2 separate regions of the Mus musculus genome follow, and region 1 is linked to region 2. Evidence: chromatin contacts called from ENCODE Hi-C or POLR2A ChIA-PET data. All regions are on one chromosome and are shown on one strand. Each heading gives the region's core, a stretch centred on a gene start or an enhancer-like site at or near the end of the contact. The rest is flanking DNA. Distances are from core to core; before and after follow the strand shown.

The links. Hi-C counts contacts between places; a loop is a spot of excess contacts on that map. ChIA-PET counts read pairs that join two places held with the same protein, here RNA polymerase II (POLR2A).
Region 1: a loop to region 2 is called in a map of gastrocnemius, with 4 times the contacts of the local background. The contact joins the promoter of Lrrc28 here to the promoter of Asb7 in region 2. A Hi-C loop is called at or near these places in 5 of 37 maps with a recorded cell type or tissue (T-helper 17 cell, gastrocnemius, heart and 1 more). POLR2A ChIA-PET finds 5 or more read pairs at or near these places in 1 of 5 experiments (Patski).

The regions. Positions count from the first base shown.
Region 1 is chr7:67,642,064-67,646,564 of GRCm38, forward strand. It overlaps Lrrc28 (leucine rich repeat containing 28), which reads right to left and starts at 3,173. Exons shown (of 10, transcript NM_175124.5): 1 at 3,115-3,173. It also overlaps a transcript of Ttc23 not described here.
Region 2 is chr7:66,686,644-66,690,984 of GRCm38, forward strand. Asb7 (ankyrin repeat and SOCS box-containing 7) reads right to left here and starts at 2,918. Exons shown (of 6, transcript NM_080443.2): 1 at 2,457-2,918; 2 at 2,180-2,277. Lins1 (lines homolog 1) reads left to right here and starts at 3,246. Exons shown (of 8, transcript NM_152815.2): 1 at 3,246-3,380.

The sequences.
Region 1 (4,501 bases), core at 1,923-4,422, 960 kb after region 2:
TTCCCTAACTTCCTACTATCTAAATATTGTCAAATATTCCACATTTTCATTTCTTTTATCTTTTTTAGTCTTTTCTTTACAGCTTTGCAGATAATCAGAAATAGCAAAGAAAGTGGTCAAAAGTCACCAGTCCAAAATACTGCACTGGGAACAGGAACCCTCTATGATTCCATTATAAATCTTTGGGCCTCAGGTAACTCATGTAACATAGCAGTTAATATGTTGGTTAAATTGACAACGAAGCTACATCTGACATCTTCCTAGGCATAGATGGACAAGCTTCACTGTTAACACATGAGGACAGACAAACTTCTTTAGTAACACGTGAGGAAACAGATTCAGGGCTTCCAGAACTTGTCAAAGGTGGAATGGTTCCTAAGGAATTCAAAACAAAGATCTGACCCAGGCCTCGTGTGGGTTCTTAACCATGAAGCACAAGGTTTCAGAAAACATTAAGGACATGAAAGTACACAACAACAAAATTGCTCAAAAAGTCAATCTTTTTTCTAGACATCCCTTCTAGTTTTTTATTGAGAAAAAGTAAAGAGCAATTTCAATTATTTTATTCATTTCAAGACAATAATTCTCAATGAACAGTCATATGAAGGCTTTCAATGAACAGGATTTTATAACTTTGGGGTTAATTTTTATCATTTTCAAAGTCATTTCTTAGCTCAGATGTCAGCAGCTGCCATTTTACTTAAGAGTATTCTATGGAGTGTTCAGTTAACAGCCCCAGATCAACCTAAGAATCTAATACTTCCCCATACTTGTTCCAGCTACTTCCTTCCTCACTTTATTGCCAGGCATCTTTACTTTATTTTATTTTGGTTTTTCGAGACAGGGTTTCTCTGTATAGCCCTGGCTGTCCTGGAACTCACTTTGTAGACCAGGCTGGCCTCGAACTCAGAAATCCGCCTGCCTCTGCCTCCTGAGTGCTGGGATTAAAGGTGTGCGCCACCACGCCCGGCTACCAGGGGTCTTTATATAAAGTGAAGGGAACTATAGCACTGGCTATACTGGTCCCATCAATGCTTTTGTATGGAGACAAAGCCAGAACAATTACTCCAGAAGGGTAATTAATGCACTGAGTACGGGGAGTGGTTTAGATGTCTTACAGCATCCCCAATGTCATACAACTATGCACTGAGTAAGCGGGAGTGGTTCTTTGATGTCTTACGGCATGGCCAATGTCATACCTTCCCAACAGCTGTCAGAGCTCATCACCAGGTTTTCCTGTCTCAGCAAATGTGGGGGAAGCACCCTTCTAGCCACACAGCAGCGCAGCTGGGAGTCAGAAAAGGATAACCTCCTGTCCATCACAGTTTCTTCAATCAAGGCCAGGGTCTCTCTTTCCAAATACATCTCAGTTCCAGCCATCTCTCTCCAGCTGCCCAACCCATAAGCCACCGCCATCTCCTGCCTTGGCTAGCTGTGCCCCTGGCCTCCACATGTCCACTTGCATCACTCCCTACGTATCAATCACAGCAATGGGCCTCTGAAAACACACTCATAATTGCACCTCTTCCTCTCAGGTACGTCTTACTAAACAAATCCTTTAGCAACTCCTTATTGAGAAAAGCAAAGCCTTACAAAGCTTCCTTGACCATCGGGCCCAACCTGCCTGTCCAGCTTCCTCTGTGGCATTCACCAAGTTCCTGACCTCTCTTAATCCCGGGAGCTACCAAACTTCTCCAAGAAGTTGCTGCTCTCCTCTTAGGCTGGAAATGCCTCTCTCGTCTTGCAGGTTTCAACATTAAACTCACCTCCCTATCCCAAACTATTTATTTCCTTGGCTCTCTCTCAGAGCAAGCCAGTTGTTCAGTTTTTACTATTTGTTTTATATTATATGTCTATAGATCTAGATAGATATGCACACCTGTTTACGGACAATTTAGATGAGAGTCTGTAAAACCCTAAATCCAGAGGAATGTTAGTTTCTTCATTTCTGCATGCCTGCATAATACAGTTTCTAAAATACTTTTAGCTTTCAAACAGCTAATAAGTGGATGAAATCAGAGTAACTGTTCCAAGGTTGATTTTTTTTAATCTACCCATTGAGATCACTCACAGACAATTTAAACTCGCTGTCATAAATATCTTATTCTTCACAGCCAAGCAGCACAGCAGACATTAATCCACTTTACAGATGAGGTACTTTGCTACAACCGAAATGCAGGTGGTCCTAACTCCAAAGTCTGGGCACCACCTTTCCTATAACGCAGCCTTTTACAATTATAAAATGTAGCCATTGTGTCATTCTTATAAAACAGCCAAAGATTACACACAAGAAAGTTTCCCTTTTGCAAACTAAAAAACCATATTCAAAATCTTCACTCCCTGTAGCCAGATGGCTCTCTCTGAATGTTCCACCTGGCACCGGTTACTTCAAAAGCATCATTAGGCTCTGCTGAAATGCATCTTCGTACAAACTCGGAAATTACGTGTATGCAAATGAAATCCAAAAGCTTCCAAAGATGAACGTACTCTTGGCTTCCCAATATGCACTCACTGGCAATACAGCCTTTTTAAGTTCTCCTGGCCCTTTCAAAACGTCACCCCCTGCCCACGGTTACTGTAAATAATGTAACGGGTATTGACTAGATACATTTGCTCCTTCAGTTTTCTGAAAGTCCAACACCAGTCTTCTCAGGAGAAACACAATAATCTCTCAAGTATATCCCCATTTTAAGTACAGGTATTTTAAAGAGTAGCCCATAACTGACTTCCCAGTACTTAATTTGACGGAATACACAAGCCGGCTCTCTAACACTGGAGATCAGAGACAAACTGCATACTACAAACATCTGTAAAAGGCTGTTTTCTCCAGGAGAAAAACTACCAGACGTCTTGGTTTTGCCCGAGTTAGTTCGAGTCTAAAGGTCGTAAGAATTCGGAAGCAGGGAGCCCAGGGGCAGGGACTCAGATGATGATACCGGGATACTCTGGTACCAGGGGCCATGGAGGACACGGCAGCGGTGGGGATCCAAGGCCGGACAACCCACTGTTCCTCTCCCAGAGGCCCAGGCGCTTCTGTGGCGACGGGGATGAAGCGTCCCCACGGGGAGTCGAGCCAGCGGCTTCGACCTGTGAGCCTGGAGACCGGACACTCACCTCGGCGCCCGCTGACCGGCACTCAGCGGCTCAGGCTGCGCTGGTAGGCAGTCTAAAAACACAGGGAGGGCGGGGCTACGGGGCGGAGCCTGCGGAGAGGCGGGCCTGGCTAACTGGAGTAGGGTTCGGGGAAGAAGGGGGCCAGGGCAACGAAACCTCGCGATAGTTCGCCTCAGTTCTCGCTGTCCTACAATAGGCGGGATGAGAGAGTCATTTTCAGAACCAGACGCTTATTGGCTGAGAGCGCGACTTCCTCTAGCGTCCTGGCTTCCGGCTCCGGCTTGGAGCTGGGTGTTCAGAAAGTGGGTGTACTGCGTTAGCGTTTAGGTGGGTTGTTTAGATGGCGCCAGCCTCAGCGTCTCCAGTCAGTTCTTTTAGTCACACATTCATTCCGCTGCCAACAGTCAAACTCGACGTCGAGCGATTAAATCCCTGGCATCGCCCTGTGTAGCCTTGCATCTGTTCGATCAGCCATTCCGGCTACTGTTCCACCGCCAGTCTGACTTAAACAGAAGCCGTCGGGCTTAGGTAACGCAAGTCAATGGAGTCAACAAGCAGAACTTAAGCACCGGATTTAATGTCTCCGAACGCTCACTGATCGCTGCCGAAGGTGGTGTCTACCTTTAGACAAGCGTGGCGCAGGCATGGTGCTGCACGCCTGAATCCCAGTGATCTGAAAGTGGAGACAGGAGTAAAGGCCAGCCTCAGCTACGTGAAGGCACTGCCTCGTAAATAAAAATTTAAAAAGAAACAGGCCCTAGTGTGAGAAATAACTGAGGACAATCACAATTTGGTGAAATAACCTGGCAGTTCCTGTATGGCTAAGTAGACGGTCGATGAATACCTTAAGACTAAAAACCCGATTGTTCTGATGCAGCAAGCCTCTGCTACTCTAAGGCTGAGGCTGTAGGTGAAACCAATCACAAGTATTTCAAAAAGAAAGGGTGCAGGTGCGTAGCTCAGTAGAGGCACTCAGGTCAAGCCCCAGTACCAGGGAAGAAAAGTGAACATTTTTTTAAATGCAGTGCACAGAGATGCAACAACTTTCGATCTTTAAAATTTCCTCTAAGACTTAACTCTATTGTTTGACGAAACCCATTATGTACATGAGGTGTCTCAAATCCATCCCCCGCCCCCCATTAGGACTTACCCTTTGGGGGTTGGAGAGATGGCCCAGGGGTTAAGAGCACTGACTCCTCTTTCAGAGGTCCTCAGTTCAATTTCCAGCAACCACATGGTGTCTCGCAACCATCTAATTAATCTGATGGACTCGGATGCCTTCTTCTGGGTTGTCTGAAGAGAGAGACAGTGTATGCACATACATAAAATAAATACATCTTTTTAAAAACAAACAGAAAACCTTATTCTTTGTCCTTTAAAAAAAATT
Region 2 (4,341 bases), core at 1,668-4,167:
CAGAATACTGCTCTGTCTTTACAAATCTGACCAGTGATCCTCATTTATCATCTCAGGTGAAAAGAACCCTCACTCAGGAGCCCTAGCAAATCAGGTTAACTCTAAAGCAGAAAAATACCCTCCGCCCCACTGAGAAGGCTAGGCACAAAATACATACTGCATTTTATCTCTGAAATACACTCCAAATATTTTATTACCATTTTTTAAAGTTATACAGTACTCTGAAGGTATCATAGTGCTGATCCATATTTAACCGCTGAGCCACCTCTCCAGCCCTGAGCTCTGTATTTTAATAGCAGCCACCCCTCAACTTGAGACTCTGCCTTGATTCATATTCATACACACACACACACACACACACACACACACACACACACACGCACATATATATGAATGCTACCCTAAATTTTTACACACACACATATATGAATACTACCCTAAATTTTCTCCATAGTACAGTCACTGGTGAATTTTTTTTTCTCTTTCTTTCATTTGGTTCTTTAAAACCCTGTTTCACTCTATAGCTGGCCCAGGTTGGCTTTAAATTCTCCATCCTCCTGCCTCAAGATTCCCACTCCTCAGCCTGGAAAGAACAGCAATTACAGTCAGGTACAAGCCTTTGATCCCAGCACTCAGGAGGCAGAGTCAGGCAGATCTGAGTTCAAGGCTATCCTGATCTACAGGGAGTTTCTGGACAGCCAAAGCTACACAGAGAAGCCCTGTCTCAAAGCACCAGAAATTAAAAAGAAGAAGAAAAGGAGGAGGAGGAGGAAGAGGAGGAAGAGGAGGAGGAGGAGGAGGAGGAGGAAAATATAGCAATTACAGTGAGAAAAGAGAGCTGATATATAGTATTTTAAAATTTTATTCAGGACATACTTTCTTTGGCGTGTAGTTTCAAGTCTTAAAAATGTGCAAGCCACCAGAGCCCCTTAAAATTATCTTTATGTCTTAAAGATCAGTAGAATCAAAACATATTATTTGTGTTTGTGTGTGCAAGCACACACACACACTGGCAGACAAGACAGAAAATCTAAAGGAATAAAAGCCTACCATTTTGAATACTTCTTTGTACTGAAAATTTCAAAAAACAGTTGAGATATTAAAATAAATGAGTCACTTTTTATACGTGATAACAAATATTATAGTTATTCATTAGGCAGTCTCTAGGTTGTCCTTGTATAATCTCTCCCTATGGTTTATTTGTATACATTCTCTCTTTATATTAATGTTCTAAACTTACCTTTTGGGCATTTTCGGAGGCAGCAGAAATCTGAGCACATGACCTAGGTGCTTATATTTCAATCTAGTAAATTCTCTGTAAGGGTTTTAAAATGAGAAAACAAGAATGACCACTGCCAAAACCAAGCAGCAGATAGCTAAACATACCAAAACAATACTTTGTTTCAAAATTCCTGACTGTGCCACTATTGTCAAGGAGATACATTGTAAATTTTTATAAGTTCACCTAGAACACCAGAGATGTAACAAATACTATGTATCACTTCATAACAACTCCTGGTGTCCATCCACTTTTCTCACACAAACACACAAGAACACCCATAGTAAACTATATACTTTGTTTCCGGGGCTAATAGTGCTTTTATACAGTTCCTATACTGTTCCCATTCTTAAGCTACACACATTCACTTGTTCCAGGAAAACCAAATCCAATTATTTTCTTCAAAACCTGTAAGTTTCAGTCCTCCTGTTCACCTTCTGCTACTAAGTCATTATCAGTTAGGTAACTCTGAAGCTTTCCTGATGGAGGCATAGAGAGAAAAAAATGTACATGGGCAAAACAGTAAACTGTGGTTTAATTAAAAGCAGAATCATTCAGAATTAACAAGCAATTAACATGGAATTGAAGAATTCCTATGAGAGTATGTAAGGCGGGGAACTACAAAAAGGTCTCCAAGCCTCCGAGCAGAGTACATGACACAGTATACCAAAAGATAATGCAAAACACGGAAACGCTCTGATCAGGTCCCAGAAGACGTTTCTGGGCTAGAGAAGTTACTGGGGTGTTAAGGACCAGGCATGGGCAGTGCTTCTGGTTTTGCTAGGAAACTAGGATCTAAGAAAGCTTGCATTCCCAGGCAACCACCCTGGAAATAAAGCGTTACTTAATGAGGTAGGGGCCAGGAGTAAACAATGGGGGAAGGGAGGTCTGCCTCTTTACCTTTCAAGAGGATGCTGGTCCAAAGCACTCTGTTTATTGCTCCTCTGGTGGGTGGCCAGACCCCTTCTACTCGCGAGTGTCCTCCAGCAAGCTCAAACCTGGAAAACAGAAACCGATCAGTGGTGCAGTGATCCAGGGGCGAGGAGAGGGCTCTGAGGATGGGGGAGCTTAGCAAAGGCTGGAGGGTGGCAAGGGCAGGCAGGCTAGAGCAGGGCTTCTCCCCCAACCCCCACCCAGCCAGCCCCCTCCCCTCAAGGGAGGAAGAAACTGACTTTACCTGTGTCCTCAGTTGCAGCTCCTCTCTCTCCTTTCAGCCTCCTGCACATTCACCAACTTCTCCATTGAAGAAACACCCCAGGCAGGGCCGGACACCGTGTTCCTGATCCTCCTGGGTGCTTCACGGCCCCAACCCAGAGAGCATCCAGATAGTCGATCAGGCTGGGGGTGGCGGTCTTGGCCTCGGAGCAGCCTCCGGGAAGGGGCGCTGGGAGGAAGTGCCGGCTGGGTGGGGGGGGGGGGGGGCAGTCCCGGTCCAGGGGCTCAGACCAAGGGTCTGCCGCGCGCCGGGCCGGAGGCTTTCAGCTACCGAGGGACTCAAGAGGTCTGGGGACAGAGAGACCCTAAGTCATACCAGGTCCGAAGTGTCAGCAGCAGGGTGTCCCGACAGGGGGCTTTCGGGATGCACTTTGCACTGGGCCACCCCCGCCCCCTCCTTCCAGCACTTTGGGGTCACTGGGATGGGACCAAGCCTTCGACAGCCAATCAGCTGCCGCACTGGAGCCTGCGCTCCAAGCCGTAAACCAGATCCGCGGTGGGTGGGGGTTGGGGTAGGGGGTGGGGGCGACTTGGTTGGTTGGTTGCTTCCTTCTCCTCACACAGATGCCCCCACCCCCTGGCTGTCGTAAAGCTGCCCGCGGATTCGCGACAGTTAGAGGAGGCGGGCTAATAGAGGCTGGGACTTGTCTCCGATTGGTCGCTCTCCCTTCGTCCCCTCCGCTTCCCCGCAGCGGTTCTCCAGGCTCCACCCCCAGCCTGGAGACTCTAAGCGGTTGCTAAGAGACACTGTACTACGAATGGGGCTTCTACGCCTGCTGAGGGAGGGGCCGGCAAGGCCTTCCGTGGAGTACGGTGGCCTGGAGTAGGCAGCTGTGGGCACGAGTGGCCGGGCGATGGCTGCGTGGCCCGGCGGGATGGCAGCCAGGTAAGCAGGAGCCCAGGTTGAGCTGGGTGGCTGGAGCGACACGTGCGTGGCAGGCTGAGCGACGGGGGAGGCGACAGGGCCGAGAGCAGGCGATGAGGGCCCCTACTCGTCGTCGCTCTGCGGTGCTTCTTGGAAGCGAGTGGCGATGTTTGGTGCATCTGTCGGTCTCTGAGACCCGGTTAGCTTCCAGGCTGCCTCGCCCAGCCTGCGAGAGAGCACGCTCTTTGGGATCGCGAGGCTGGTTCAAGGGCTTGCCTGCGAGGATAGCGACCCTAGTGGTTTCTTGTGAATGAAAAGAGCCGGGGGAGGGGGGCGCAGAGTGGGCACATTGATACATTGTTTAAATGCATTGATTCTTTTAGCAAGTGTCTACTGGGTTGACACTACTCTAGTTGTTGGGGAGACTTTGTGAACTTTTCTTTCCTTTCTTTCTTTTCTTTCTTTTTTTTTCTTTTATCTTAACAAGAGAAGATGAAACTGCAGAATGATTAGGGAAAAAAAAAAACCCACAAAGTAATGGAATACAGTTTGACTAGGATGCGCTAGACTCTTAGATTGTGAGCCAGGTCTCCCAGAGAATGACATTTATGCTCTGTGAATGACAAAAAAAACTAGCCAACAAAGATCTGAGGGAAGGCCTTTACAAGCAGTTAATCTGAAGTGCAAAGCCTTTGGTACTTTAATAAGTTTAGGGGAACTGTGACTGAGTAAGGGGAAGAAAGATGGAAATGAGATTAGGGGGTGTGGGCAGACTGCAGATTTTGCAGGAATGTATAGGTCATGCCAGAATGATTCCCGTTTCTATGTTTTGCATTGATCACATAATAGAGAAAGCTGTTATGGGAATTGGATTCCTGGGGATGATGTAACCTATTGCGATATTTTGTTGCAGGTGGGAGTCAGTGTTCGATTTGCCTCTGGGTCTTTTTTTTTCTAGGCTGATACTCGTAGAAAAAGTATT